Linked DNA regions of Homo sapiens: region 1 is linked to region 2. Evidence: read pairs that join two places in POLR2A ChIA-PET (ENCODE). Cell type or tissue: PC-9. All regions are shown on one strand. Links, peaks and the distances in the headings refer to the core of each region. The heading gives the core; the rest is flanking DNA. Region 1 holds the start of MIR7977 (microRNA 7977). Region 2 overlaps TBL1XR1 (TBL1X/Y related 1).

The links. Peaks named below come from ENCODE experiments on the same cell type or tissue, not always from the same donor. Only the 100,000 strongest peaks of a DNase experiment are listed, where the experiment ranks them.
Region 1: POLR2A ChIA-PET joins it to region 2 with 6 read pairs; 2 of 35 experiments call an interaction of 5 or more read pairs at or near these places.

Annotation. Positions count from the first base shown.
Region 1 is chr3:176,513,109-176,529,818 of GRCh38, reverse strand. It overlaps MIR7977 (microRNA 7977), which reads right to left and starts at 14,716; the gene lies at 14,668-14,716. In PC-9, for the core only: no CTCF peak of the experiment used is centred there; no DNase peak of the experiment used is centred there.
Region 2 is chr3:177,178,436-177,195,145 of GRCh38, reverse strand. The region is part of intron 1 of TBL1XR1 (TBL1X/Y related 1); the gene reads left to right. Among named protein-coding and RNA genes, the nearest start is that of TBL1XR1, 11 kb to the left of the region's middle. RefSeq lists an enhancer at 856-1,446 and a silencer at 13,371-13,665. In PC-9, for the core only: no CTCF peak of the experiment used is centred there; no DNase peak of the experiment used is centred there; H3K27ac peaks cover 723 bases.

The DNA of each region.
Region 1 (16,710 bases), core at 7,292-9,791, 670 kb after region 2:
TCTTCACTCTTGCTTTTCCTCTCCTCAAGGGGAGGGAAGGAGTCTCTTTTGGAGCTGTGAGCTGTGCAGCTTAGGGGAGAGATGCCAGCCCTCTCTTGCTATCCCAAGTGGTGTCTCAGTATGCAGTGTCCCCACCTCTGCTCCCTGCAACTGTCTCTGGGACCACTTCAGCCCTAGGGCTTGCTGTCCTTATGGCCTAGATTGCCTTTCAAGTTTACTTAGAGACCAAGAGCATTTTGGCCCTCAGTGGAAAGGTTTGTGGGTGCTCAAGTTCAGACCATTGGGATCATTGATGCCGCTCTAGCTAGGGCTGGTTTTAAATGCTCCCTCTGTGGGTAGCGTTAGCTGAGTTTGCTCTGGGTTTCCTTTCCGCTCTAACAGAACAGAACAGCACAGAGTTCAATGTCTCACAATTGCTCTGTTCTTTCTCCCCCAGTGCCCAGAGATGCTCTCTGCACCACACTGCTGCCGGAGGTTGGCGGGAGGTGGTGTGGGAGTGCCGAGGGGGGAGTGGTGGCTTTGGTGATTCAAGACTGTTTTTTTCTATCTCTTCAGTGCCTCTTTTAGCAATGTGAAGTTAAAGCCAGGTACTGTGAGTGCTCACCTGATTTTTAGTTCTTATGAAGGTGTTTTTTCTGTAGAGATAGTTGTTAACCTGTTCTCCTTGAGTGGGGGTTGGGGGATAATTGAGGGAACTTTCTATTCTGCCATCTTGCTCCACTTGCTGGTCCTTAGCATTTCTTAGCAATAAAGTGTCTATAAATTAAGGTATGTATATTGTTTTTTAAAGATATAATGCTATTGCACACCTAACAGACTATAGCATTGTATAAATTTTATATGCACTGAGAAACCAAAAATATTTTTGTGACACACTTTATTGCCATATTTGTTTTATTGTGGTAGTCTAGCAGAGAATCCACAGTATCTCTGAGATATGCCTATATTCTGAAAGGATCATTATGCTTGGATCAAGCTATGGAAACTGCAAGGTTATGCTGAGACTGTGGATGAAGTTTCACTTTACTTAAAGGTCATTCTCAGAGACAATAACCAGAAATATCTGGAAAATTATAGCGTACCTGTGTCCTACTGAGTCAAACTTTCTGGAAGTAGGGTCTTCAGATTATCATTTTTACTAATTCCACCGTGATTCTTGTGGGCACTAAAGTTTAAGGACCATTGTGCTGGTAGATGGGAAAAAGGGGCTAAACTCATTCTCTCAGCTTAGACCATAAGGCATCTGATGATCGGTGAAAGATAGCATCTTTTTATATTTTCGCCATTTTATATGGTTTGAGTGTTTGTCATCTCCAAATCTCATGTTGAAATGCGATTTCCAGTGTTGGAGGTGGGGCCTGGTGAGAGGTGATTTGATAATGGGGGCAGATCTCTTATGAATGGTTTAGCACTGCCCCCTTAGTGATAAGTTAGTTCTCACTCAGCTCACACAAGATCTGCTTGTTTAAAAGTGCACGGCACCTCTCTTTTCTCCCTCTTACTCCCTCTCTTACCATGAAGTGCCTGCTCCTGCTTCACCTTCTGCCATAAGTCAAAAAAGCTCCTTGAGACCCTCACCAGAAGCAGAACAGATACTGGTGCCATGCTTCCTATACAGCCTGCTGAACCATAAGCCAATTAAATCTCTTTTCTCTATAGTGATGCAAAAATGGCCTAATATATCATTCTACTAGGAAGAGAGGAATTTAGATAAGACCCTCCACTTTTTATTGAGGTCATACAAGCACACGTGTGGCCTGGGAACAGAGATAGTAAGTGATGCCTTACAAGTCACATTATGTATAGTCAATATTCTTCACATTGTTTTTCCTTTTGTTATTCTCCAACACTTATTTAAGTGTTCCAGACAGCCTCAGCAGGGCAGGTGGAGCAGGATGTGTAGGGCACTGTTAAGGGGAAGTATCCTCCTCCCTGAGGATGACTGTAGTGGCAATTAATGAGACCCCAAGGGAAAAGGGAACCTTGGGGACAGAGCAAAGTCATGCAGTCCAGGTGCTTCCTACACTAATTTTCCTTCCTTGTGCCGACCATGAAGGATATTTATTTGTTTACTTTCATTAAGGAGAATAGAATTATTTTAAGAGACAAGCCTAGAACAAAATATTCCCCAAAATATTCCCTGGTATTCAAGACATGAAATCTCTCAGCCACCCACTAGGAAGCCGTTATCTTTTTATTATGTAAAGTGAGAAGAGTTGCTTTTCCTCTGTCTATTCATGTAAACATTTTGAGATGTTACAATACTACAAGAAATGGGAGGTAGTTTCTTTGTGAGCTATTACTCATGTTTATTTCTTAAGGATCAACAAGAAATTTAGCTGAAATGGAATATAATAGGAAGCAGTAGTCTCAAAATGGAACCAAATATACCATACTGATTTGCATTAAATTGACTAACATTGCTATTAAAGAAACAAGTCTTAATTGTAATTCTTCATCAAATTATTCATTTTTATAAACTAAAGCTTTTAGACAGTGCATTAATGAGATCCAAATCAATCTAACAGGGAGCACAGGAAGCAATTAAGTTTAGTATGGAGAGACTGCAGGAAAATTACTGATAGTATAAAAGTTTTCTCTGACTTAAAGAGAAATGCTTTTAAATAATAGTAAGGCCTTTCAAGATAATAATCACCATCTTGCACAAATATAGCTGCTATAAAATTAACTTTCAAACCATTTAGATCTATCATTGTCCTTTTATTCACATCTTCAAAGCACTAGTCTGATAAAACACCAGAAATAAATCATGGGTTTTTTTTTTTTTTTGATGTTTATATGGCGTAAGCTAAGATTATGACTGGAAAAAAGTAGTGGATACAGCATTGTCCTGGATCCACTGGTTGTTTTTATTTTATGTAGTCAGTAAAGACCAGAGCATGAGAAATTATCAACAATGAGGTCAAGTTCCACATGGCACAGAGTGGGTACAAATAAAATGATAACACAAATGAAAACATCCAATAGTTTATCAGTCCTCTTAATGCTGTTTTTGCATTAACTCTTCTGCCTTATTATAAATCATAAACATTCTGCAAAGCTTGTTCAACTGTAGCTTAATAAAATATTTTTCTATTCTTTTAATCATATATCACATCTGCCTGCTACCATCTTTTTATACTTGTCTTATTACAGTTAGAGTTAATGTAATATTATATGCATTTTTATACATTCTTATCCCCAACTATTCTCCAGGTTCTTTATGGTAAATGCTATGCCCTATCCACCTCTGTACTTCATGTTCTTCCTGGCACATACTGCTCAATAAATGGTGAACTAATGAATAAGGACATTGAAAAATGCATCTGGCTTGAGTCCCAGTTTAAATATGAATTTGAGTCTAAGCAGGATTAAGACATATCTGGTGATCCGGAGGGACAGACTTGCCAAAGGCCCATTTACATGAGGAATGAGGAAAAGAGACCTTATCACAAAAGAGAAAAGTATCTGGCATCATGAACTTGATCCAAGAAAGAGGCCTTAGTGGTTGGTGGAGTGGGCTAATTGTGAAGAAAGCATGGGATTAGACATTGTCCAAGCCCCACTTCTCAATGGACTCAAGTGTGAGTCTTCTCCCTTGAATAAACATAAATGGGCTCTTTCCCTGAAAACTCTTCAAGCACTGAGGCATCAGTGTTACTGCTCAGATGCTTTTTAAAGTGTTGAATATCAGAAGAGGGAGAGCCATTTTTCTTCCCTACCACACAATAGAGCAGAACTACACAATGTGGTCCACGGATCAGTGTCAGTCTATATGAGTTGGTCCATGATGAGATAAGGAATTTGAATCAGAACATAACTTGGCCATGTCAATGAGGACATTGTTTAGTTCAGCTAATATTTTTCTTTTAATACTAACAAGATAGGCTTGACGAAGGAGGAAGAGTGTTCATTTACATTCTGGCAGAATCTCTTTACTCTTCTTAACTGAGAGTTGGTGCACTGGTTATTTTGAGAAACACTGTAATAGAGAACCATGTTGCTTTGACATCTCCTGGGTTCCAGAGCATTCCTTATGGTAGCAGGAGATAATAGTACTAGTAGTAGTACTACTCAGGGCATTTACATTAGTGGAAGGAGCATGGCAATTTTTAGTGAGAACTGTGGTATCCATTACAAGATCAGAGATGTCAAATGAGTTTGGACTGGTTTGTGATCATGAAATATCTCCTGGGGACATTCTAATGTATTTAAGGAACAATTTTAGTGATATAAAGTTACATCTGAGGCGATACAAGCAAGAATCAGTAGTCTGTGTGTCAGTATTGTAGCTTCTTGAAAATAGATGACAGAGCTTCTAAGACTGACATCTTCTCCAAATTTGGGCATCTCATCTTATTATGGCCTTATAGCACAAAGATACCCAGGGGATGTAGTTGCAAAAATGGAGGGTATTCCTTATAAAAGGGTGAGGATGGCAACTCTGGATGAAAAGAGATGCAGTAAAAGTAGATAATAGATCAAACGAATAGAGGGGAATCAAGTTAAGAAAAATATTAAAAGATTTAGAAAACAAGGAGATGGATATCGTATATACAGATCTTGTAAAATCTATGTATTTTTTGAAGGAGGCAAGCCCACATTTTCTGTATGTATATATGTTTGCTATTTTCATATGCATGTAATCATTAAAAAATAACAGAGCCTGAAGGTTTCTTGATAATCAATAGTTGATGAATGGTAAGATTTTTATAAACCCACATAATACATCAAAATCAATTCATTACTGGAAAATTATCATTTGAAATTGGCAAACATATTTTCTGTCTCTAGGTTCAAGATAGCTACCAAAAGATTAACTGAATTTTACTCTAAAGACAAATCTTTAGTTGTCACCAAACAGAATGCATATTCCAGTGCCTACAAGACAAAAAATTTCTTCGAATTAAATTCTTCTTTATCACCTCCACCAATAACAAAGGGTATTCGTCAAGTGACAATAAAAATAATCGTTTATATGCACTGTCTGTCTTCTATAAGTACCTACAACCTAACACGAAGGTAAAAATGTAAGTGAAATCTTACATATTTACATGGAAAAAATGGAATTAAATCTGTAATTACCAATCATTAGTCTGTGTAGACCTTTGCATCTATGGGGTATTTGGTACATAGTAAATATTCAACAATACTCAACGTAATTAAATGAAAAAAACATAAATTTGAATAGTTGAGCTGATTGGGCAGAGGGATTAAGAGTTCTGAGGCTAAGCAGGTCAGCCTCAGAAAGCCCTCATTTCCTACTCCTGGATCACCTGGTTTGACCCTAATTTTATGTTTGTTTGCTAAGATTTGGCATCCTTGCAGATGAGCATTTAGTTAGAACTTGACATTTTTGGTGTATCTAAATAAGAGCACACTGTTCCTGCCTTTTTAGCAATCCCAGAGATAGTCAAATACCAGACAGCGTGATGGGACCTCAAAGACCTATTTAGTTTAATCACCTCATTTTACAGAGAAAGAAACTAAGGTCCAGAGTAGCAGACTGACTCATCCTAAATCATACTATCGATTTTTTCTCCCTTAGGTTACTTGTCTTTTCTGAACAGTTGCTGGTAAAAGATAATCCAGTAACCCCTTGTCAAATAAAACTTACAGGAAGCCCTTGGTCTGGACGGAGCTCCTGCACTATGTCCAACAAATCAAACCAAAATGGAGTCACTCATGCTGAAGTTCCACACCAACATGCCAAAACTAAGTTGTTATCAGACTTCCCAAGAAGTCAGGAGAGAGAATAGCCACATCCCCACAGACACGTTTTAGCTGACGTGATAAAGAAGTCCCCTCTGCTGAAACCTTTGCAAGGAAAGTAACTTTGAAATTACCAATCTGCTTTTTGTTCTGTTTCTGCCTTCCTCAGCCTTTTTCTGTCTACAAAGCCAACCTCCTCTGCTGGGCTTATTGGAACACTCATTCTACTTTATAGAATGAGATGTTGCCTGATTCTAGAATTGTGAATAAAAGCCAAGTAAGAAGATCTTTATGCTAAATTTGCTGTGATTTTATCTTTTGACACCTCCCAAACACATTGCTGAATCACCATGCACAAAATGATCATCTACACAACATTCAAATTGTCTGGCTTCAGTAAAATCATCTGCTTGGTTCCAAATGCACTCTTCCTTTACTTAGTGTATTTCAAACAACTGACAACAGACTACCTCTGTCCTGGCTCAGCACTGTCTCATAGTTTGGAAATTTTACAGTTGACTCCTTCCAGCCTCTTTTCACAGTCTGAATTTGCAATGACTTTCTCACCATTAGGCCTTTTGCAAACTCTTACCATGTGGGAAACAACAACTGTCCTACAAATATCCATCACTATTTCATATCCATGCTGGTATTGGTTTTTGGTCCTAGGCACATTCAGTTCTAGGACTAAGTCCATCCTCCTTTTCACTAGGATGCCTGTAACCTATCTTACTTTGCATCTCTCTGCAATGGAACTTAAATTACCTGACTTGGTATGGGTTTATGAGCAAGGCACTGAGAGTAATTAACATTTGAATAAGAGCTACCTGTGGATTCCTCTATTTAACAGCTGTTAAATGAATTATTTGTCTGCTACAAACTCCAGGTTGGCAGATTGAGTATACCCAGGTGGAAATTACAGTGCACACATACAAGTGGGGATTAAATGGATTGTATAGCATAAATCAAATCAGGTTGCAATTTTGAAATCTAGACAGTAATCCCAATTACTTCTGAGGGATAGCCCATAGAGCTAGATCAATATATAACATATGAATACTCAAAGATACTTCAGTATTTAATGGTCCCAGCTCTACCTGCCAAACTAGGAATTGACTGAGATCTTTTGACTCATCTAAACCCAAAAGAACAGAATCACCAGCACTATCTGTTCTTGTTAGACAATATTAATTCCCACATTTCAAATATGCCTTTCAATTAAATGCCTTCATAGATGGGTTACAGAATGTTAATAATTTTGGCCAAAACAGCGGTTTTATCATAGCATGCAAGATTTTGTGTTTTAGTGTTATTATTTACAGCTCCCATGGAGAACAGACTGTTCTACCATGTTGTTAAAAGCCAAAGTGGAGAATAAATTGTTATGTTAAAGAGACTGTGCTGACTAAACCAAAAATAAAAGATGTGGCAATTACTCATTGAATGCAAGTAATTTAGAAACCAAGTCACTCATATCTAAAAGTGAAAATCTGTACTTATAAAATCCTGTCTATGTTAATCCAAAACATGCAGACAGTGTTGAAACATACATATAACCAGTGTGCCCATAAGACACTAGAATTTGAATTATTTGAAGATAATGATGCTCAAAGAAGTCAAATATTCAAACTAAAATATTTAGTGTCATATATTGGCCCTTTACTAATTGCTGTAATATATTCTATCTTTTAATCCTTGCAATCACCCACTGAGTACTGCCATTTACTTGTAGAGAGTGAAGCACAGAGGTGTCCCATAACTGGTATAAGGTCACAGAACTTGGTTGGAAGAGCTAGCATTGAAATCATCCCCAACAAAATTTTATAAAATCAATTAAGAAAAAATATAAAATAACATCCTATTAGGCTTCCAGCAGCAATCGCTAAGCCAGCTTGCCCTTTAGCTCACTTCCTTGTAGCTGGTTGCCACTTACTAGCTAGCCCAGGAAAACGTATCCCTTGTCACAAGACTCTTTGTTCTTTTTCAGTTCTAGACATAAAATCAAAGACATAGTGAAATGACAGGCATTCTGTTTGAGCTTCTTCTTTAGGTTCTGCATATTAATGGATGCCAGCTGGTTTGGAAGGCCTAGTAAGAAGCTGACTCATGGAGGAATGCAGTTACCATATCCTGATAGTTTCATCCCCCTTAACCCTGACGAATTGATGACCCCAAATTTTCCAGCCTCTCACCCTCCACAAATCCCCTTAAAAGCCTTTGCTCAGGACCCCTCAATGAAACGGATTTGAGCACTTGAGAGAATTCTTCCCATTTCCTTGTTTGGCACCTTGCAGTTATTAAACTCTTTCTCTGCTGCATCCCCACTGTCAGTGAATTGGCCTGCTGCTATGCAGCAGACATACAAACCTGGCAGCCGTTTAATAGAATTTATGCAGGAAGACTTAGTCCTCAACCTCTCTAGCCGTATTGCAGTTAAATCTCCTCTTAGACACATTTTTGTGAAGTGAGCAACTGGAAGGGAAATGGAAATATGTAGATAGATTCCAGTAATAGCTTAGTGGTAATATTTTGAGGGGTAATGTCAGCAGCCTATTGTAACACAGGCAAGAGTTGTGAAAAGCCTGTCTTCATCTGAGGTCTCCATGGTCTCACTGGGCTTTGCCTCCTCCTTTCAGGCCTTTTGTTCTGCCTTGGCTTATATCTCTGATAATGTCTTCAATTGCTGTGCTTTGGTTAATGGAGGTTGTTATTTTTAAGATTTCAACAACTGAAAATTAATACTCTTTAAGAAAATCTTTTTTGTCTTTTTTATTTTGTGTGAAAGTATCAAATATTCTTACCCTTCATCTGCACTGTTCTTGTAAATGGCACATGTTCTATTTAGTACGATGTACATTGTTTGATGTTCTATTTGCCATTAATATTTTTTTCACTGTTTTGGAGTGTTTTTTTAAAAAACTCAAGAAGCATTCATCATAATCTGGGCCTTGAAAAATACTAACACCTTCTTATTACGGTTACCAATATGTAAATTATGTGAAGGAAATAAAAATATTTCACACCAAATTATGGCTCCCTGGTACAATGAAAGTTTTAAATTAAAAATTATTAGAGATCAACAAGTGTTTTAAGAGACTTTTCCCCTATCTACATAAAGATAGGACTGACTCACCAAGAACAACTGGTCCTGTTCCCCACCCTGTTATCTCATTATCTGTTGCAGAAAAGAGGACCCAGGGTATAACCACACCTGTACAGACTCTTTTTCAAGAAAATGACTGTTTCCAAGGATCATTTAAATACTATAAGTAACTATTTACAAGTTAGTTTCTGTTCCCTGATGCAATTTTTCTCCCTGGTAATCATTTACTGCCCCTCAATATAATTCATCTTCTCCCATTCCTCTAACCTGTTTGCCAGGATCTGAGCCCCTATTCTTTCCGTAACCTCAACGTGGTATCTAAGCTTCCGCATCTCATTGGGAAGTTGAGTCTTCATTCTGAAGGCTGCTGTGCATACAGGTTAAATAAATTTGTAGTCTTTTCTCCTATTAATCAATCTGCTTTGTGTCAGTGATTTTTCAGTCAGCCTTTACAGGTCCAAGGGCCTTCACCCTCATGGATGAAATAAATGTATTTTAAAAATACATTTTATTAGCACTAAAACTTATTTTTGTTTCATTCTGATCTGAAAAATCCATAAACACAGCATGAGTAGCAACTTCTTTCATTTAATTAAAGCCATAATTTTGTATGTAAAAAAAATCCATAGTATAGCCACATATCTAGATTGTAACAAATATCCAAATTGTGGAGTTTCGAGAAGGTTTAATGCACTGGTATTAATGGAATGTTTCCCCGACACTATTATTATTTAGAAAATTTCATTCCTATCACATCTTACCTTTGTTTTAACTAGCAGTTAATGAATAATGAATAATGGATGTGAAAGACATTCCTTTACTTAAAATGAGAAAAGCCTATTAATAAATAAAAACATAAAATTAGGTGTGAAGCAATAACACATTCAATAATTAGCAATATACTGTTATACATTAATTTCTACAGCAACTAACCAGAAGCTGAATAATTTAGCTTAGGAATGATATCACCTACTTTCTTTGGGCAAAACCTAAAAATTTGTTCTTATAGGATGTCTTCCAATGGCACTAGCTGTCAGAAATAGGCAAGATTGATGAGACAGAATTCTGGAGTTCAATACGTTTGACAAGAGAAAAAAAAGAAAACTACCTCCCTTTAATATTGGGGTCAGGTCATCAAATTTTTGTAAATAGTCTCAGAATATACAGACTGGCATAATTTTTAATTAAATATTAACATGTTCTACTATAGAACAATTTAGAGATTTTAAAGTGTTTACAGGTGAATTAACTGATCCATTCTCAAAATAATCATTTGCGGAAGGAAGACATGTGTTAATTGTTCCATTTTATGGAACAGGAAATAAAGACTTAGAGATGTTCAATAGTAGTTTTCTTACAGTGGAATGGTTCAGAAGTAAGTGAGATGGATTTTTATTAGTCTATAATCACTTAGAGATTTTAATTATTATCATGAGATGAAAATCCTAGTCAAACACTTTTGGAAAAGTGAAAAAAGAAAGTTATGTTTGGAAAAAGAAGGGAAAAAAATTATAAGGGACTTTGGAGAGAGAGCTGCAGTTATTTGAAAATCAAAGATACTTTTTAATGGGAAGATCCATGCTGGAGCAGTGTCAGTATTGTGTCTGTTGTTCATTAGGCTCTGTTATAAGGGGAGGGGTGGGAGATTCTGAATGCTCATCATCACGCCCAAAGGAAAGGATGGGGTGAAGCTGCTCTGGAAGTGGGCTAATGCTTTCGGGAGTGCTGAAAACTCAGGTTCCTACCCTTCATCCCATGAGGAGCAGAACTGATTGCTTTCCCTATTTTGTATGAAAATGTAGATAGGAAATGTTGCTCTCCTCTTAGTTGATTATACTGCTAAGGTAGATTAAATCATTGCATTTAATCATCAATGGACTTTTTGTATTATAATTATGCATCCATGTCTTTTGATATGCAACTTTGCAGTGCTACCCACTGAAGAAGGTATATTTTCCCACCTGCTAAATGTTGAGCTTGACCATGTGATTTACTGCAGCCACTGGAATGTTGGTAAAGTGAAAAGTGGCCTGTTAGGGGCCAGATTGAGTGGTATCATGTGTTTCTTCTCATCGTCTGTGGTCTTACCAATTGCTATGAGAAAAAGTAGTAGGTAGATACTGGTCTAAGGTGAATGTGTATTTACTTGAACCTAACCCACTGCCTGGTGCTCAGCCTACCCATTCAGAGCCAACTCATTAAACTACAGAAAACCAATACCCAATGTAAGCCATTGAGTTTTGAGTGGTTTGTTATGTAGTGCCAGGGCAGTAATAGCTAGCTAATATAATCACCATCCATTTAGTATTCCAAGCCAGAAACCCGGGCATCATAGCTGTTGAGTTTTGTTTATAAGAAAAATCATGCTATGATTTTAAAAAATACATTATTATTATAAAGAATGTATGTAATAAAGAGAATTTTAAAAAGAAAAACAAGCATAAGATGCCAATTTCCTACTGCACAAGAAACAACTATCTTCAACATTAGGTGAGCATCATTGTAGACATACATTTTCTTTTCTATAAGCTTTTTAATTTTATAATAGTATTAAATATACAGAAAAATTACAAAAATAATACTGAGAATTCCTTTATACCCCTCATCCTGTCTCCTCTATGTTAATATCTTAGATTATCATGGTACGTTTATCAAAACAAAGAAACCAATATTGACACATTACTAGTAATGACACTGAACAACTTATTCAACTTATCACTATTTTCCTCTAAGATTCCAGAATCCCATGCTGGATACCATATTGCATTTAGTCATCACGTATCCTTAGCCTACTCTGGTCTGTGACAATTTCTCAGACTTTCCTGATTTTTTTTTTTAATTTAACCATTTTGAGGATTACTGATCAAGTATTTTGTAGACTGTTCTTCAATTGGGATTGGCTGATCTTTTCCTCAAGGGTAGACTAGGGTAATGGGTTTTGCAGAGGAAGAATACATGAGCAAAGTGTTGTCAACACAGTAGATCCAGGTGCAAGCTATCAACATGACTGACCATTGATGATGTTAACCTTCACCATCAAACCAAGTTTGTGTTTGCCACAATTCTCCACTGTGAAGTTATTCCTTCAATTTCCATACTCTACTTTTTAAAACGGATATCTATGTTTACATACTTTTTGTCAAAATAATACATGCATATCAATTTGAAAGAAATAGAATTTCAAAGCTTTAGAAAACATTCAGTGGTTAAGCTCTATCATTCTCATCACAGAAGCAACTACTTTTGATGATTCTCCATTCCCACCCCAAGAGCTAGTTAATCACAAACCTATTTTCTGTCTCTACAGATTTTTCTTTTCTGAAAATTTCATATAAGTGGGATCTAATAATATGTGATCATTTGATCTGGCTTCTTTTGCTCAGTATAATGCTTTTATAATTTTATCCATATTATGACATATGTTCATTTTTTTATTGTTGACTAATATTTCACTCAATGGATATACCAATTTTTGTTTATTCATTTATAAGTTAATGAACATTTGAATGGTTTCTATATTTAGGCTCCTGTGAATGCTTCTATGAACTTTGAGATGTAAGTCTTTCTGTGGAAATAACTTTCACTTCTCTTGGGTAGGTATTTAGGAGAGAAACTATTAGGTCACATAGTAAGTTCATGTTTAAGTTTTTAAGAAGCTGCCAAACTATTTTCTGACTGCCTGTATCATTTTACATTTCCATCAGCAATATATGAAGTTTCTCCATTTCCCTACCAACTTTTGTTATTTTTGTCTGTCTTTTATGTTTATAGTTATTCAAATGCGAATGAACTGGTATCTTACTATAGTTTTAAAGGGTACTTACCTAATAATTAATGATGTTGAATGTCTTTACATGTGCTGATGAGTCTTTTTATTCTTTTTTGTAAATTGTCTATTTAATTTTTTTGTTTAAGTTTTTATTGAGCTTGTTGTCATCTATTTGGTTCTTTACATATTCTGGATGTAAATGCCTTATCAGAAACATATTGCAAATATTTTCTTCCAGTCTGTGGATTATCTTTTCATTCTGTCAGCTATTTCTTTAGAAGTACCCAAGATTCTAATTTTGATGACCAATTTGACTATAGTTTATTTATTTTAATGGATTGTGGTCTCAATGTTATATTTAAGAAATTATTGACTAGCCAAGGTCAAAAAGATTTTCTCCTGCATTTTCTTCTAAAAGTTTTACAGTTTTAGCTCTTACATTTAGATCTTTGATCCATATTGAGTCAATTTGTGTGCATAGTTTGAGATAAAGGCCTAAATTTATCCTTTCTGCATGTTGGATATTCAATAGTCCTAAAATTAGTTGTGGAAAAGACTGTCCTTTCTCATTGAATTGGCCTGGCAAATTTTTTGAAGAAAAAGTTGACACAATTAGAAGGCTTTACTTCTGGACTCTCAGTTCCATTACCTTATTTATAGGCCTATCTTTATGTCAGTACCACACTATTTTGATTTCTATAGCTCCATAGTAATTTTATTTGTTTGTTTGTTTATTTATTTATTGAGACAGGGTTTCGCTCTGTCCCTGGGCTGGAGTGCAGTGATGTGATCTAGGCTCACTGCAACCTCTGTCTGCCAGGCTCAAGCCATCCTCCCACCTCAGCCTCCTGAGTGGCTGAGACCACAGACATGTGCCACCATACTTGGCTAATTTTTGTATTTTTTGTAGAGATGGGGTTTTGCCATATTGCCCAGGTTGGTCTTGAACTCCTGAGCTTAAGTAATTCACCTGCCTAGGCCTCCCAAATTGCTGGGATTACAGGTGCGAACTGCTATGCCTGGCCTACAGTAATTTTAAAATCAGAAAGCTCTTTTTGTTTAATTAACGAAACTTCTTTTAAGACAACGATAAGCTTTAAACATTTTCTTTTTTATATTATCTCTCTCCTCCAGTTTTTGTTTTGTTTTGTTTTGTTTTCCCAGTACTTTTCTTTCACAAAAGAAGCCTTCTTCAACTGTTAATTCTTGCTTATCTTCTCACGTTTAAAGACGGAGATTTTAAAAACTGTTTGAAGCTCTGAACGCATAGGTAAGACTGGTATACTTTGAGCTTCATTGCAGGATGATGTTTCAACTATAGTCACTGTTTGAGCATAAGTCAGGGAATAATTTATAAAATATTTGGCAACATTAAAATAATATGTCTTCTTTACTGGGAGAAATCTGCCACTGATTTTCTAAGCGAAGAAGCAGAAAGCACATGGGAAAAAATGATGTCACTGCCATCTTGACACGTTTGAAATCACAAATTATAGAAAAGTTGTATTCCTGATCGAAGAATCACTAGTATTACAGGAGTTATTAAGAAATTATTTTAGGCAGCAAGAGAGGGGAAAAGAGTCCTTGGTAAGGCTTTTTCTTTTAATAAAAAAGCAAGCCCCAAAACATTTCTTTTCTAACAGAAAGTGGCCTGAAAAACCAGACCTGCAAGCATTGATATGCAAATGCTGGTGGCTAGAAGCCAGGTCCAACCAATATGGTGGTTCCCGTGACTTTTTCTTTGTTGCCACGTATGCAGAACATCATGGTGACCAGCCAGGTAGCCATATGTGCATATTTAAAGGCTAGGGTGGGAGAGCTGGCTTTTTTGCAGGCTATGTGAATGACACACCTGGTCAAACCAATCCCCTGGCTCCTATGCAAACCAAACACCACGTCGTCCAGCCTCCCAATATAACCGACTGCTTTCTGCTACATGTGGGGTTTTCCATTTGGAGCCCTCCTCCCTCTGTATGAGGGAGCTGTTTTCTTCTTTCTTGCCTATTAAACATTCCACTCCTTAAACCACTCCACGTGTATCCGTGTCGCTAATTTTCTCCGTGCGAGAACAAGGACCTTGGGTGTTTCTCCAGACAACAGACCCATATCATTTTTGGTGCGTTGGCTGGGAAACCAAGGTACAATATCCATTGGGGTTGGTGAGCAGAAGAGCAAACTCAAAACCTGTCCTTTCATTCCGAGGCTCTTGGCTTCCATTTTAAAATCAAATCAAATCAATAACAGCATCTGTCAACCATCTAGATATGCTTAGTGTGGCTGCCATTCTTAAAGACTCGCATGTCAGCCTTGCTGGGGAGAACATGAAGACCCCCCTCCCTCCAATACCCTGGGTCATTGGGAATGTTGGCCGTGCTTCAAACCAGCTTTTCTGTTCATGGGGAAAATTAGCCATTGCATAAGGCGGGGAAAAGTTCTGAAGCAACTGAGAATTTCTGGCCAGGGCATTTCCTAGTGTTATTCAAAAGCTTCTGGACCGGACTCAGCCTCCAGCAGCCTGCCCAGGTGTTGGTAAAAGATCCCCAGTTATCCTGTCGCAAAACTTTTTTTCTGTTTCTATCCACGGTCGCTATGCCTCTTATTCTCTTTGTGTGTCGAATGTGTGGGAATTTTTACAGCCTAGGGAAGTAATCCTGTTAGGCAAGATCAGGAAATGCTGTAATAACCGGGGCTATAGCTCAGGAAAATGCTGTTGCAATCTTCTAGGAACAGAGGTCTCTGAAACCCCGGTTGTGAGATGAGTCCCTACTATGCTGCTGGTGGCACATAGTATTCCTAAGCCAACAGCGCCACCTAGTGGAAATAGACACCCTCTTCATAAGACGCATTGCTTGTCCGCTACAGTCCACCGCAGCTTCCTAATTTTTCCTTTTTGCCCCTTCCTACTGGAAACCAGGCTTTATGCTGCTTCTGTGAACAGGAAAATTCTGCCTTCAACAATTAGGAGTAAATTGTCCTCTGCAGCCAAATTTGAGTCCTGATCCTGTCCCATCAACAGGAAAGTCACGATTAGGCCCCCACATCCCTTTAAGGAAACTATTCTGTCTCCAATAAGACAGTCCTTAATTAGTAAGGGGATTTTAAGTCTGAAAGTTAACCAGAACCATTTTTCTAAGGGTTAAGGCTTTAACACGGGCCATAGTAGCAGGCAATCTAGCACATTCCCTCCATTAAAGGACACTTGCCTTTTATATAATCTTTCCCAAGGTCAATTTTTTTTAAGGGAGGCACACAGGTCACACAAGTCTAGGAAGTCAAAGGGAAATCACAGGCAGAGGACTAGAGCTACTTGAATGAGCATGACTAGCCCCAGTTGCTTGGTTTCTTTGGTGCCATGGCTTGGAGGGTCACACATACAACCATGGGCAGCACATTTAACAGGGTGCTGGGACCCAGGAACCAAGGAAGGAAAACAGTTGGGGGGACGCTCCCACTGTCTTCTTCTCCACTCTGGGTTATACAGAGAGAGGAAGGAGACAAAAGAGACACCTTTTTCTCACTTCTCTTTCTAGATGGGTAACAGATCATGTTCAGCATGTACTCCCCTGGAGTATATTCTAAAGCACTGGGACTGCTTCAACCCTGAGACTTTGTAGAAAGAGCACCTCATATTCTATGGCATAAGGGCATGGCCTTCTTACCATCTTTAAGACAGACAAACCTGGCCTGCTGGGGGGAGCCTTCATTTTAATACTGTCCAACAATTAGATATTTTCTGCAGATGGAAGGACAAATGGTCTGAGATACCCAATGTACAGGCTTTCTTTGCCCTGCGAGACGACCCAGACCTTTACAAGCTTTGTACAATTGACCCAGTTCTTTTAGCAGCATGACAGGCAAGCCCACAAGGAATAGTCCCCCAGAGCTAAAGCAGATTCCAGAGGAGCAATCTGAGACAGCTATTGAATGTCTCAACTCAGTTCCCCTCATCCAGAAGCCCCTCCAATCATACCATCAGGTCCTCCAGGTCCACCATCTCCAGTATTACCCACTTTCCCCACTTCATTCTTATCTCTGCAGGAAGTGCCTGATGAAAATCGTGCCATGAGGGTTCACGTTCCCTTCTCATTACAGGACCTTAAGCAATTAAAGGGAGACTTAAGCAGAT
Region 2 (16,710 bases), core at 4,754-7,253:
AATAACTACTATTTTTTTTGACGTTTGAGTTGTTGGAATCCGACCTACAGGACAAAATACTAAACTGTATGGGGGACGAAAACTACGTGCCTGGGAAAAGTTTTTCTTATTGCTAAGGAACTTAATAAAGTGACATGTTAATGGCATAAAAATTGTTGCAAAGCTCACCGTCAGTTTATGACATTTTTCTTTTAACGTATACCAGCTTTGGGTATTAATGTGGGAGACACTGGTGGTAAATGGAGTGACCCCTTGCAGAGATGATATTTTTGCATTGGTTGCTTCAAAGAAGTGTTAAGCATTTTAATACGTATGTCTAAGAATCTTTTTGATATTTGTATTCTCGACACCTAATTAAAGGTTTTGCATGATTACCATGACACCAGTCTCCCGAAAGAATTAGAGGTAACTGCTTCCTGTGTTCTAGGAGCCTTTCAAGCTAACAGAAGGTAATATAAATATAAGGGGTACTGATAAAAGGAAATGTATTAATAGACCTTTTGAACATCAACTTGTTGATTAAATCTATCAGTGCAGTATATATACAACCTTGTCAGACGAGTAGCTGACAAAGGAATCTCCCTAGTACAACTTGTAGCAGTACTATTATAAAGAATTCCTGACTTGACACATTTTGATGAAGTTGGTTGAAATAATTTGTTGGGTTTGTTCAATTTTTGGTGTCATTTATATAAAAAGAATAAAGAAGAATGTGAATGGTAGGAAGTCAGGGGAGAGGCATGGCAGAAACATTGGTATTCACTAGAACTTGTATTTTTCTAGTGCATGTGAATTGGACTCATTTCACAAATAACATTTACAGTATAAGTCACTGAAATGCAAAAAAGGAAAGCAGCTAACACGAGACATTTATACTTTATGCTCAGACATTCTGGTAGTAGAGGAGGGCTAGGACCCTAGAGCTGTGTAGTAAAGAATTGTTGAGTATCGTTCAGTTTAGGTACCACGAAGGTGGTATCTCCTGCTCTGCCACCAATAGAAACTTGAAGTTAAAAAGAAAAGACTCTGAGAGCGCTGATGCTGGAGAGATTTGGCTGTTTACCCCTCTGGGATTGGATTCGGTAAGAGTGCAATTAATTGCCCTGTAACCATAGAGCCAGAGGAGAGGGACTAGGTGCTCCGGGCTATGCTCTAGGAGGTGTGAGGTGCTTTCTATGCTGTTTATACCCTAGGCTAATCCTATGAGGTAGATAGTGTTGGGCTTTTTTTGTGGATGATGAAACAGAGATGCAAAGAAGTTAATTCCCTTGTTCAAGGCCACAAAATTATTAAATGAACACTAGGATTCAAACCTGGGTCTGTCTTAGATGACTGAATCTGCGGAATTTTCCCAGCTGTTTTGTTAGTCTTGATCCGTGTAGATCATCCTTCCAAAAACTTGTGTTTCTAATCAAGTTTATGATCTATAGTTGAGCGTCTGTACTAAATGGGTCGAGTGATTACATGGGTAAATGAAATTGATAGAACTCATATCATTGTGCTGAATTCCCTAGCACCATTTAATAAGATGCAGTCTTGCTGGGTGCAGTGGCTCACGCCTGTAATCCAAGCACTTTGGAAGGCCAAGGCGGGCGGATCACGAGGTCAAGAGATTGAGACCATCTTGGCCAGCATGGTGAATCCCCGTCTCTACTAAAAATACACAAATTAGCTGGGCGTGGTGGCGGGTACCTGTAGTCCCAGCTACTCGGGAGGCTGAGGTGGGAGAATCGCTTGAACCCAGGAGGTGGAGGTTGCAGTGAGCCAAGATCGCGCCATTGCACTCCAGCCTGGGCGATAGAGGGAGACACCCTCTCAAAAACAAACAAACAAAAAATTTGTGTAAGAAAAATCATTGAAGTCTTTGTGTTGTAGCATAGTGGTTAAAGTGAGTTCAAACTCAGGCTCTATCCTTTACTAGCTGTGATGTTGGGGTAGTAGCTCCTCATACGTTTTATTTATTTTTTAAAATTTTATTTTATTTTATTTTTTTGAGACGGAGTTTCGCTCTGTTGCCCAGGCTGGAGTGCAGTGGCGCGATCTCGGCTCACTGCAACCTCCGCCTCCTGGGTTCAAGTGATTCTCCTGCCTCAGCCTCCCAAGTAGCTGGGATTACAGGTGCTTGCCACCACTCCCGGCTAATTTTTGTGTTTTTAGTAGAGATGGGGTTTCAGCATGTTGGCCAGGCTGGTCTCGAACTCCTGACCTCAGGTAACGTGCCTGCCTCGGCCTCCCAAAGGGCTGGGATTATAGGCATGAGCCACATTGCGCCTGGCCCTAATGTGTTTGTTTCTTCATCAGTGTAAGGGGACAGTCAACTTTCATAGAGTTAAGAAGATCCAGTTAGTGTGTGAGAGGTACTTAGAACAATGGTTGACATTCTAAGCATCCTGTAAGTGTAAGTTGCTCCTGATAGGTTTGATTTTTGAAGTTTGTTTCTTTGTATTACATTTTATTTGCTTGTTATTTATTTTAGTAGGGGCATAATGTCATAGGAAGGATTTGATAGCTCCATTTCCTAAGTAACCCATTTGAAGTAAACTTAGCTTGGTTTTTTTTACTCTTAAAAAGTTGTGGTTTAAGGCTTACATATACTATGAATAATTTACATGATTGGTGTAGGTACGGTGGTGGATCTTTTTTGCATGCCTTTGTTGCTATTCTGTCATCTGGGTTGGACTTCTTAAGCCTACTTGCACCATTTGAAACATTTTTCAACTTACTTTCTTTCTTTTTTTTTTTTTTTTGAGATAAAGTCTCACTTTGTTTGTTGCCCAGGTTGGAGTGCAGGTTGGAGTGCAATGGCGCGATCTCCTCTTACTGCAACCTCGCGCCTCCTGGGTTCAAGCGATTCTCCTGCCTCAGCCTCCTAGCTGGGATTATAGGCATGCGCCACCACGCCCAGCTAATTTTTGTATTTTTAGTAGAGACGGGGTTTCACCATGTGGTCTCCATCTCTTGACCTTGTGATCTGCCCGCTTTGGCCTCCCAAAGTGCTGGGATTACAGGCGTGAGCCACCGCGCCCAGCTTCAACTCTTTTTTTTTTTTTTTTGAGACAGAGTCTTGCTCTGTCACCCATGCTGGAGTGCAATGGTGCGATCTCGGCTCACTGCAACCTCTGCCTCCCGGGTTCAAGCGATTCCCCTACCTCAGCCTCCCAAGTAGCTGGGATTACAGGCGCCTGTCACTTGCCTGGCTAATTTCTTGTATCTTTAGTAGAGATGGGGTTTCACCATGTTGGTCAGGCTGGTCTCGAACTCCTGACCGCCCGTCTCGGCCTCCCAAAGTGCTGGGATTACAGGCATGAGCCACCGTGCCAGGCAAACTCTTTAAATACAAAGGGAACTCTTTCAAGGTTTGGGTCCAGCAGAACCTAGGGTCTGCCTTTTAGGCTGTAGTGATTACTTTGGGTAGGTGGTTTTATTTTATTTTTCCTGACCACTTTTTATCTGTGTATTCTTTTCCGTATTATCAGATGCTGTCTAGATAGTTGTCCTTAGAAGTTCAGTTCCTCTATGAGCCTTATCTTATGTTCACTTCCCATTTTTAACCATACTTAATTTAGCACTAGTGTTCACTTTGCTAATAGTCAAAAGTTCTATGTATCAGGACTATACAGGTGCTTTGACAAGTACTGTGACAGTCTGAGTGCTGATGCCTGAATTTAACAGTGAGAAAATTGAGGCTCAGGTAGTAGGGGACAGAGCAGGAATTTAGGCCCAGTTTGTGTGAATTCTAGGCCAGTGTTGTTACCTAGCAGTCTGTCTTCTCAATGAATGAATGGTTGTAGGTCTGGATTATTAAGTTTTTATTTGGTTGCCCTGAGCAACCTTTCTTATTCATTTTATCTTCTGTAACTACTGACAGTGTAATTTATTTAAAGTACTGGTTTCATCTTGTCAGTTCCCCTGCTGGAGAACCCATAATGGATTCTCTTTGCCAACTGGATTGAATTTGTATGCTTCAGTCTGGCTTTTAAGAAGGTTCCATTCTACCTATTCAGCTTTATTTCTCACTCTTAGTTGGGATTCTTGCCGGCCTCTCAAATACGGTAGTTTTTGCCATACTCACTACTTTGCTTTTGTGCATGCTGTTGTTCCCTTTGTCCTTCTTATAGCCTAGTTTCAGTCCCCCTTCTTCCATGAATCCTTTTCTGGCCATCCTGACTCAGGATATTTCTTCTCTGAGATTCCATTGCACTTAATGAAGATCACAAATCCCATAACTGTTTATTGTTTTGTTGCCCCAACTACGATGTTTCTTGAACGGATGGACCTTTTTCCTTCCAGCATTTGGCAGAGTTCTTAATACCATTTTCATGTTAAAATGGATTGTGAGGGCCTGTGTTAAAATGGGAGCAGTGACAGCCCTGTTCCACTGTAATGTGGCAGCATCTTCTTTTTGAGTTAGACCTTAAAGATTTAGGTGTGCTATAGTCACATTTAACTGTTCATTTAAATTTTAGTGCTGCCAGAGTTGCAAAGGAAGAAAAATTTGTTAGTTTCTTAGATGAAAATGGATGGTTTTGACTGGGTACGGTGGCCCACGCCTGTAATCTCTGCACTTTGGGAGGCCCAGGCAGGGGGATCACCTGAGGTCAGGAGTTTGAGACCAGCCTGGCTAACATGATAAAATGTTTAGCTCTACTAAAAATACAAAAAATTAGCTGGGAGTGGTGGCACACGCCTATAATCCTAGCTACTCAGGAGGCTGAGGCAGGAGAATAGCTTCAACCCGGGAGGCGGAGGCTGCAGTGAACTGAGATTGCGCCACTGCACTCCAGCCTGGTCAACAAGAGCATCAACTCCGTCACATACACAAAAAAAGAAAATGGATGGTTTTGCCCTTTTAATTCTGGAATAGTAGCCACAGTACTGGGGGAAAACCTAGTCTAGTTAGGAATTGTGTCACAGTAAGTTGACTTTATCTGGTTATATATGTGTCAGGTAGTTAGGTATAATGATGCTTAAGATTTTGGACTCTTTTTTTTTTTTTTTTTTTTTTTTTTTTTGAGATGGAGTTTCACTCTTGTTGCCCGGGCTGGAGTGCAATGGCACATGCTTGGCTCACTGAAACCTCCGTCTCCTGGGTTCAAGCGATTTTCCTGCTTCAGCCTCCCCAGTAGCTGGGATTACAGGTGTCCGCTTACACGCCCAGCTAGAACTTTATTTTCTTAATCTGTTAGGTTTTTTCTTCATTATTTCCTTAGTAGTGTACCTAAGTTAAGATAGTGTTTTTAGATCTCACTGTTTTACAGCATTCTGACTGCACTGGAGTTTCATTTGAGCCATTACTATTAATTTATTAACATTCAGTATAGGATATATGTATTATACAATGTAAGTGAGTTTTATCTACCAGAAGAATGTCTCTTAACCATCTCCCTTCAGTAAATTTTTATGGTAAGACTGTGCTGTATTAGTTCCAGCCAACCAGGGTAATTGACTATAAAGGCAACTAATTTGGTGTTACATCCTTCTTTTTTTTTTTTTTTTGAGATGGAGTCTTGCTCTGTCTCCCAGACTGGCTGGATGTGATCTCCGCTCACTGCAACCTCCGCCCCCTGGGTTCAAGCGATTCTCCTGCCTTAGCCTCCCAAGTAGCTGGGATTACAGGTGCTGGCCACCACGCCTGGCTAATTTTTTTGTAATTTTAGTAGAGATGGGGTTTCACCATGTTGGCTAGGCTGGTCTTGAACTCTTGACTTCAGGTGATCCACCCACCTTGGCCTCCCAAATTGCTGGGACTAACAGGCGTGTACCACCACGCCCAGCTAATTTTTGTATTTTTAGTAGAGATGGGATATCACCTTGTTGGCCAGGCTGGTCTTGAACCTCTGGGCCTTGTTATCTGCCCACCTCGGCTTCCCAGAGTGCTGGGATTATAGGCGTGAGCCACCACACCTGGCCTGAAATTGTTATTTCTTATTTTTATTTTGAGACAAAGACTCATTCTGTTGCCTAAGCTGGAGTGCAGTGGCATGATCTTGGCTCACTGCAATCTCCACCTCCTGGGTTCAAGCGATTCTACTGCCTCAGCCTCCTGAGTAGCTGGGACTACAGGAACGTGCCACCATGCCCGGCTAATTTTTTTGTATTTTTAGTAGAGATAGGGTTTCGTTATGTTGGCCAGGCTGGTCTTGAACCCCTGACCTCGTGATCCACCCGCCTCGGCCTCCCCAAGTGCTGGGATTACAGGCGTGAGCCACCGCACCCGCCCAAAATTTTTAATATTTATGTATAGAATGTAAGCTTTTCAGCATGATTTTGAATCAAACAAAATGAGTTAGATTGAAAGCTCTGCTTTCTGAGAGCTTAGATTTGTAACTCAGAATTAGTGTGGACTGTAAGGATCATGCTGAAAGGTTAATACATTTTGGTAAACATAGAGTACCCAGATTCAGGAGATTTATGTGAAATGAATAGGTTTGAGGGATGAGGGAGGAGGAATACCTGTTGAACATTTAAACTGTGAAGTTTGCCACCTATTTTCCCCTTTATTGAAGGTTTCAGGAGGTAGAATTTAAAAAAACAAAACTCTGGGCTGCAAGGGTCAGAGATGGTCATTACGGTATCTTAATAGAGTAATTTCTTTTTTTTGACGGAGGTTTGCTCTTGTTGCCCAGGCTGGAGTGCAATGGCGCAATTTTGGCTCACTGCACCCTCCACCTCCCAGGTTCAAGCAGTTCTCCTGCCTCAGCCTTCTGAGTAGCTGGGATTACAGGCATGTGCCACCACACCTACCTAATTTTGTATTTTTAGTAGAGATGGAGTTTCGCCATGTTGGCCAGGCTGGTTTGAACCTCTGACCTCAGGTGATCTGCCCACCTTGGCCTCCCAAAGTGCTGGTGGGATTACAGGTGTGAGCCACTGTGCCTGGACAGTAATTCTTTTTTATATGAAATTGTATTCTCTGGGCCGGGCACGGTGGCTGATGCCTGTAATCCCAGCACTTTGGGAGGCCGAGGTGGGTGGATCACGAGGTCAGGAGTTCGAGACCAGCCTGACCAACATGGTAAAACCCCGTCTCTACTAAAAATACAGAAATTAGCCGGGTGTGGTGGCATGTGCCTGTAATCCCAGCTACCTGTTAGCCTGAACCTGGGAGGTGGAGGTTGCCATGAGCTGAGATCGTGCCACTGTATTCCTGCCTGGGCAATAGAGCGAGACTCCATCTCAAAAAAAAAAAAAAAAAAAAAAAAGGAAATTGTACTCTGGACTCTCAAGCTTTTTTTTTTTTCTTTTTAAATGTTTAAAAATTTTAATTACCTTAAAATGGTGGATTTTTTTTTAACTTTTTAATAAACTAGGTGTCAGTCTATTTGATATCTTCGGTATTTTGTCTGAGATCGGATGTGGAATCAATAAGTGCTTTTTTTCCTGATAACCTTTTGTGTTTCTCTTTTCTTCTCATTGTGTCTTTTTCAGCACAGTGGAGAGCGGGACATTGTAAAGAGACATTCAGTGACTCAGTTTTTGAGTGGATGCTTTTGTTTTTTGTTCTTAGTTTGCATCTGCTTGAATGGGGTAGCATTTTAACATGGGTCTAATATTAAGCAAACAAGTATTTTTAAACCAATTCTTTGTAAAGCCATGGTTACATGAGTAAATCACTTAGCTTCTATAAATGTCTATTAAGATGATCAGATGAAATGTTACCTGAAGTTCTCTTATTTGTGCAAATACTTGAATGAGTATACTCGATACTTCAATTCCTTTATTAAGATCCTAGGATTCTTTTTTTTTTTTTTTTTTGAGATAGAGTCTCTGTTGTCCAGACTGGAGTGCAATAGCACAATCTTGGTTCACTGCAACCTCTGCCTCCCGGGTTCAAGCGATTCTCCCTGCCTCAGTCTCCCGAGCAGCTGGGATTGCAGGCGCCCGCCACCACACATGGCTAATTTTTGTATTTTTAGTAGAGATAGGGTTTTGCCATGTTGGCCAGGTTGGTCTCGAACTCCTGACTTTTTTTTTTTTTTGAGACAGAGTCTTGCTCTGTTGCCCAGGCTGGAGTACAGTGGCACGATCTCGGCTCATGGCACACTCCGCCTCCCGGGTTCATGCCATTCTCCTGCCTCAGCCTCCTGAGTAGCTGGGACTGCAGGGGCCCGCCACCACGCCCGGCTAATTTTTTTGTGTTTTTAGGAGAGACGGGGTTTCATCCTGTTAGCCGGGATGGTCTCGATCTCCTGACCTTGTGATCCGCCCGCCTCGGCCTCCCAAAGTGCTGGAATTACAGGCGTGAGCCACCACGCCTGGCCGAACTCCTGACTTTTAAGTGATCTGCCAGCCTCAGGCTCCCAAAGTGCTGGGATTACAGGTGTGAGACACCACGACTGGCCATGATTTCAATTTTATGAGTTTTGACGGGGATCTATATGGAAATTTTTTTTAGAGTATTTAAGTACTAAAAATCTACAGCCTTTCATAGAGTAATAGTCTGGAAAGTATGTGACATGAGCATAAGCAAACACCTTGCCAGATGGGGTATAGTAATAACATATTTTAGTGGTTACCTTCAACTGTGAATAGAACACAGTTTATGGGTTAGGGAGAGATGTTTTATTCTCTTCCTTTAATTTCAACAGGCTAATTGGGAAGAGTGTATACTAATGTTGCTACATTTCTGTTTAGTGGCTATCATATGTCATTAACTCACAGTATAAGGCAATTGACTCATCTACTTTGGGTTTCTGAAATAAGGTAATGAGAATAGATAATGAATTTATCTTTTCTTTTTCTGCAATTACCTTTTTATGGGGCAGAACTTATAAAAAATAAGGATTTTAGGATACGATTTGTAGCTGTAGCAGTGCTCTTTGGCACTCATTCATATAACAATGTAATATACATGCTTAAGATTTTTCCCCTAGTAAAATGATGGGTTTTCTTTAAATTACTGTTCTCTGTCCTCTTTAGTAACGGATATACATTTGTAAAATTACAGACTGGGGTTAGGAGTGCAGACTGTTATTGTATTGTGTTCTTGTGCAAAAAAACCCCAGGTGTATCATGGGAATACATCTTTGACCTTGGACTTCCTTGTGTCCTGCTGGCAGAGGTCACTAGTTTTGACACCTGGTGAGAGATGTGAAGTGTTCCTTTATTTACTTATATTTATTTATTTATTTATTTGAGGCAGGGTCTTGCTCTGTCACCTGGGCTGGAGTGCAGTGGTGTGAACATGGCTCACTTTACCCTCCAACTCCTGGGCTTAAGCAGTCCTCCTACCTCAGCCTCCTGAGTAGGTAGGACTACAGACGAGCAGCACCATGCCCAGCCAATTTTTTTATTTTTAATTTTTTGTAGAGAGAGGATCTCACTATGTTGCTCAGGCTGGTCTCGAATTCCTGGACTCAAGCAGTCCTCCTGCCTCCCAAAGTGTTGGGATTATTGGTGTGAGCTGCTGTGCCCAGCCAATGCTTCTTTTATATATTTATTTAGATTTGGTGTTTGATTTTTTTGTTAATAAGGGACCTTCTCAAAGATACTTTTAAATGAAAAGACAAAGGGTCAGAAAATACTGGTTTTTTTTTTTTGGAAACAGTCTCATTCTGTGACCCAGACTGGAGTGCAATGGCGTTGATCTTGGCTCACAGTGACCTCCGCTTCCTGGGTCCAAGTGATGCCCCTGCCTCAGGCTCCTGAGTAGCTGGGACAGGCTCATGCCACCATGCTTGGCTAATTTTTTTGTACTTAAGTAGAAATGGGGTTTCGCCATGTTGGCCAGGCTGGTCTTGAAATCCTGACCTCAAGTGATCCATCCTCCTCGGCCTCCCAAAGTGCTGGAATTACTGGCGTGAGCCACTGCCCCTGGCCGGTTGGCTGCTATTTTAACTTAAGGGGTAGAAGACTGGAAAGGAGGACACATGCAATACAGTGTGTATGAGTATGTGTGTATTTATATATGCTTGTTGTGTGTGCTTAGAGTGACTCTAGAAAGCTGTGGAAGAGACTGATAACAATGCTGTTGGGGTAGGTAGATTATGTAGTCAGATGTCAGAGAGACTTATTTTCATGTGTAACCTTTTGAACTGTTGATGTTCTTATTACCATTTTGAAAAAAAAATTGAAAAATCGAGGCATGTGGTTAAGCTTTTAAAAACTTTATTTCTTTGGATTTGGATAGGATGGTCAAAAGAAGGGGGAAAATGATGTTAATTTCTCCTGTGCTTTTCAGTCAGTTCTTAAAGAGCTGTAACTGTATATTTCTGTAAACACTTATTTTCATTTTTCAGACTTGTTGGCAGAATTAGAGTAGTGGTATGATTAACAAGTGTTGTTTCTGTTTCATGACTGGGTCCTTAGACCAGTGGTGAATCAGTGATGATTTTTTTTTTTTTTTGAGCCACAGTCTTGCTCTGTCTCATCCAGGCTGGAGTGCAGTGGTGCGATCGGCTTACTGCAGCCTCTGCCTCCAGGGTTCAAGTGATTCTCCTGTCTCAGCCTCCTGAGTAGCTGGGACTACAGGCATGTGCCACCATACCTGGCTAATTTTGTATTTTTAGTAGAGACGGGATTTCACCATGTTGGACAAGCTGGTCTTGAACTCCTGACCTAAGGTGATCCACTGGCCTCTGCCTCCCAAAGTGCTGAGATTACAGGCGTGAGCCACCGCACCTGGCCAACTGGTGAATTTTGAATCCTATCCAAGCTTGATACTTAGAAAATAATTTAGTGCAAACTTTAGGAGGTTTTGGTTGTCCAGAAGTACTACATTTTGTCTTATTTCAAAGGTATTGCTTTGCCAAGGGTTTGGACATTAGGTGAATATTGGGGTTCTCATAGTGGTTGACTTTAATAATTATAGTATTTGGCACAATGGGATTTGTGGAACTATGGCTTCTGATACTGCACCGATCCTGTCATGACTTACAAACTTAGATGTATGTGTTATTGATGTCAAGGTGACAGATATATTAGATTTTAATGCTATTTTTGGTTGCAGTTGGTGTCATTTGCAATTGTGTCACTTGCAGCTTTTTGTTGGCTATTTAGTTTACCAGTAAAGGGGCTTGCCTTCTAGTTGTGCTCATTTTCAACTTCAACTGGAGCAACCTCAGAGAAAGGGAGCACCTGTTTTGGTGCACAGAATTGTGCTGCACTGTGACTTTGACACTAGCCTTCCTTTGAGGGCACTGTCATGGCCCTCTTCTCAGCAGTAACAGGAGACTAGGTAGGAGAGTCTTTGTCTCATTTTTGGCAGTGAACTCTCAGTATGTTACTGTGGTGAAGAGCTGGTCTCGAGCTCCTGACTTCAGGTGATCCACCTTGCCTTGGCCTCCCGAAGTGCTGGGATTACAGGCGTGAGCCACCATGCCCGGCCGATTAGATGTTTCAAGAAAAAGAAGATTGTACCTTTCTTAAAAATAAAGTTTTTTGGTCGGGCGCAGTGGCTCATGCCTGTAATCCCAGCACTTTGGGAGGCTGAGGTGGGTGGATCACCTGAGGTCAGGAGTTTGAGGAAAAAATTCGCAAGGTGTAGTGGCGGGTGCCTGTAATCCCAGCTGCGGAGGCTGAGGCAGGAGAATCACTTGAACCCGGGAGGCGGAGGTTGCAGTGAGCCAAAATCGCACCACTGCACTCCAGCCTGGGTGAAGGAGTGAAACTCCGTCTCAAAAAAATTTTTGCTTTCCGGAGTGGAATCCCTACTTTTCTCCAGGCAACACTGCTCTGGTTGACAACTGACAACTGCTTTATCAGTCACTTCAAATATATATGTTAAATTTTACACAAACGTTAACATGGATTCTCACTAAAAATCCATATGGCACAACACAGGGTATGTATACATGCAGAAATAACTGAAGGGTTATCAGGAACTTATGCACACACATTTTCTGTACTCTTCATTTAAAAACATGCTTTTATAAACCTAAATGAATTTTATTACTTAATTTTATTCAGTGAATTTAGAAAATACTCGTTCAAAGGAGTATAGAATTGTACTTTTCTACTTTTATGGATTTAGAGTCAGTACTCAGAAACGTCGACGTTCTGAATGACAGAGCATGGATGAGTTACATTTATTGGTGCTAATGTCTTTAGGTTGTATTCTGAAGCTGTATGAGGATTCTGAAGTTATGGTGCCTCAATTTTGTAAGGCATACATAAGAAGTAAGATACAAATGATAAGGAATTTTGATTGCTCTTAAATGTAAATTTAAGAGTTTTGGAGGGAAAATCTGAACAGCTGTAGCTTAGGAACCCTGAATGCTTCTCATAAAGGACAGTACTTAGAAGAATGACCATTATATAAAGTTTCTTATATCCCATTAGAGAAGAAGTTTGGATAATTATATTGTTTTAAAAAAATTTACATGCCATAACATGTTGCCTGCATGAAGTTACACTATTTGATTGAAGATTAAGCATTAGGCTTCTTTCCGTGACAGTCTTAAATTAACATCCTTGCCAATGATGACCACTAGTCATGTGTTTCTAGCACAGGCCTCTCCTTGATTGAGAGTTATTTGTTGCCTCATCTCACTAGGCAGAGATCCTTCCTTGAAAACAGGTCTCTCTCACCCATCTTGACCCTCAGCATCTGGTACAGTGCCTGGCACTCTTTAGCCTTTCCATTGTTGAGTTGAATCCTATGAGGCTCTGACTGAGGTATACGTTTGCTAGTACAGTAGACTCTTGTTGCTTTTGTGAGTGATTCACATATACAAAACTGGAAAGGAGATACATCCAGTTTCACAAATTAATTGTCCTTAGAACTTACTGTGTTCCTGCTGTCAGAGTTTTCTTCTTTTTCTGAGACAGGATCTTACTCTGTCACCCAGGCTGGAGGGCAGTGGCACGGTCATGGCTCACTGCAGCCCTGAACTCCCCGGGCTCAGGTGGTCCTATCACCTCAGCCTCTTGAGTATCTGGGACTACTACGCCACCATTCCCGGCTAATTTTTGTGTTTTTTGGTAGAGATGGGGGTCTCACTATGTTGCCCAGGCTGGTCTTGAACTCCTGGGCTCAAGTGATCCACCTGCTGTAGCTTCCCAAACTGCTGGGATTACAATAGGCATGAGCCACTGGGACTGGCTGTGCTGTAAGAATTTTGAGGGTCTGCTTGATAACCTGGCACCCTGCTCTTTGGTTTTTGTCATCTGCAGAATCCTTTTGGCTTGAAAACAGTGTAGAACTTGCTAGGGGAAACAAGGAATATACTCAAAATGTGGGTAAAAGATTCAAAGACCTTGGCCTGACCGTAGCAGTTAAACCTGAATTGGGGTGTTATTTGGGCTTGCCCACTTCTTCCTGATATTTATGTATTCTGCAGTCTCTTTAGACCCTTCATCATGTGTGTGTTTTTTTTTTTTTTTCCTAACTTGAACCCTTACGTTTACCTGATACTGGCATATGATTCTTGCCTGGCTTTTTTTCTGATTCATGGTCTTGCATACCCAGTCCATACATCTACTGCTGCCCTTCTCTTTGACTGTGGTTTTCCCTCAGAGGTCAAAGGATGTGTATACTCTGTGTCCTTTGTCTCTTTAAACCAGTTGCACAAGTGATTCTGTGGCCCAGATTGGTTCTTCCGACCTCCTCCTCTCCTGATCTGCTAGCATGGAATCTATCACAATCTAGCATGGGGACATCTTGTATTTTCCCGTGTTTTCTACTGTTGAGTGTAGGCTGGCAGAGGCGTTCTTTTTTTTTTTTTTTAAGACGGAGTCTGGCTCTGTCACTCAGGCTGGAGTGTGGTGGCATGCTCTTGGCTTACTGTAACCTCCACCTCCCGGGTTCAGGTGATTCTCATGCCTCAGCCTCCTGAGTAGCTGGGATTATAGGCGTGTGCCACCACACCTGGCTAATTTTTGTATTACTAGTAGAGATGGGGTTTCACCGTGTTGGCCAGGCTGGTCTGGAACACCTGGCCTCAAGCGATCCACCCACCGTGGCCTCCCAGAGTGCTGAGATTACACCTGCGCCAGTTCAGATTTTCATTTAATGACAATGAGTTGCGACAAGACAGAGTTGGAGAATAGAGGAGGTTCAGAGTTGGAAGAAATGGGAGTAGGTGATGGCAACACCGAGTTGTCAGAGTGAGCTGAGGCAACATCCTCTACTTCTAGCTCACTGATGAAAATATCCAGGATAGCGGGTCTGGGGTCCAGTGCCATGGGTCACGCCTCTAATCCTAGTACTTGGTGGTAGGCCGAGGTGGGTGGATCACCTGAGGTCAGGAGTTCAAGACCAGCCTGACCAACATGGTGAAACCCCCGTCTTTACTAAAAATACAAAAAACTAGCAGGGCGTGGTGGCCTGTAATCGTAGCTACTCCAGAGGCTGAGGCAGGAGAATCCCTTGAACCCAGGAGGCAGAGGTTGCAGGGAGCTGAGATCATGTCATTGCACTCCAGCCTGGGTGACAAGAGCAAATCTCCGTCTCAAAAAAAAAAAAATTCCAGGGTAATCTGAGATCTTGGTATTTAGAGACATTTGGTTGGGATGAGGGGTCTTGGTAGATTTGATTCTGTTATCATTTGGAACCTTCCAAAGTAGAGGATGACGCATTTGTTTTTGAGCTACTTTCTAGAAACCAGAATTTACTGTCAGAGAATATAGGATTTTCGGTTTTAAAACTTTGAACTTAAAATGATTGCAACAGTATTTTAGTGATATTCTAAAAAATATTTAAAAATAAAAGTTTAAAAAAGTCGTCAGCAGATTAAAAAAACTCCAAGGAGAGTAATATTTAAATGAGTAACATTTTTGTTTTCCTCTGAATGTTGTTAAAACAGACAAGGTACTATTAAATGGGGGGGGGGGGAATGAACGTATTTATGGGCTTTTCCCTTTTTTACCCTTTGTTTACTTGTCTGTAGATTAAAGTAGGTACTTTAATCTTTTGTATCTCTGGGCTCTGTTTCTTGTAGTGGGTATGCTTTTTTTTTTTTTTTTTTTTTTGAGACGGAGTCTTGCTCCGTCACCAGGCTGGAGTGCAGTGACACGATCTCAGCTCACTGCAACCCACGCCTCCCGGATTCAGGCAATTCTCCTGCCCCAGCCTCCCAAGTAGCTGGGATTACAGGCACGTGCCACCATGCCTGGCTAATTTTTTGTATTTTAGTAGAGATAGGGTTTCACCATGTTGGCCAGGATGGTCTCGATCTCCTGACCTCATGATTGCCTGCCTTGGCCTCCCAAAGTGCTGGGATTACAGGCATGAGCGACTGCACCCAGCCTGTAGTGGGTATGTTTTTTAATTTGTTGCTTCTCTACTTGGTTTGTTCCCTTTTTTGTGTCAGATATGCTGGTGAATCTAGCTGCCTCATTTTATCTAGCCTCATTTGCCTTTCTTGCGTTTTCTTCCAGATGATTCATGTGTATTTTGCTAGTAGATATATCGGTTGGTTGGCTCCTTTGTTCTGACAAATCAACATAGAAGTGACTTGTTACAAGTGAGAACTGGTAATGACAGGAACCATAACAGCATGCTAATGGTCTTTGATAAATATGGTGAATGCACATGGTAGAATTTAAAGGTCTTGGTTTGAAGCCCTCCCAAGAGTAGTTGCAACTTTGAGGTTGGGTTTAGGAATAACTTCTGCAACCTTTAGCTTCACTCCTGGGAGAAACTTTGGATACATTTTACCTGCCTCTCTTGAGCTTCAGTTCCCATATTTGCAAAATGCCATGACTTATCTCTTAAGAATTTAGTTAGAATAAAACAGATACCGTAAGTTAAAAGAATACTTGGTTGTGCTCCAGCGTGTGTCTGTATCCGGAATAGGCTCATATGTAATTGGTAAATACGAGAATTATGTCAGTACAACAAGGAGATTGCTCTGGTTCATACGTGATTTTCCCCAGCATATTCATGTTTTGCATCAGGTAACAATAGTCGAGCTCAAAGTACACTAAGAGCTGAATGAAACAAGCCATGGTGGCCACTTGTGAATTCTTCCTGTTGGCCTAGTTTGGCCATGTTTTTAGTCTTTGAAGTTTTTGGAGGGGGTTGTTGTGCGATTCTCCCCCATCTCTTCACAGCCCCAAGTATCTTTTTTTTTTTTTTTTTTTTTTTTGAGACGTAGTTTCGCTCTTGTTGCCCAGGCTGGAGTGCAATGGCGTGATCTTGGCTCACTGCAATTGCCACCTCCCGGCTTCAAGCAATTCTCTTGCCTCCGCCTCCCGAGTAGGTGGGATTACAGGCACCCGCCACCACACCCGGCTAATTTTTGTATTTTTAGTAGAACGGGGTTTCACCGTGTTAGCCAGGATGGTCTCGATCTCCTGATCTCAGGTGATCCACCAGCCTCGGCCTCCCAAAGTGCTGGGGTTACAGGCGTGAACCACTGCGCCTGACTGATAATCAGGTTATAAAAGAAAAGAAACCACAGCAGTTCCATGGGTGAAGAATATTTATACCCTACCCAGTTTGATCCTGGAACCTTTTCCACAACTTGTCTTAAAATATGGTCCCATCTCCTTTATTTTTCCAATAGATCGCTGGATTCCTGTATAATTAGGGCTTCTCCATGTTGGTCAAGCTGGTCTCGAACTCCTGACCTCAGGTGATCCGCCTGCCTGGGCATCCCAAAGTGCTGGAATTACCTGCTTAGTGTGCTTCCTTCACCTGAAAGTTGTATCTTTATTAGGAACTTAATATTAAACATTTTTATTTGTATTTTTATTCACATTGCCTTTGTTAATATTTTGGTTACAAAGTGGCATAGGGATGGTCTTCCTTTTTTTTTCTCATAAAGT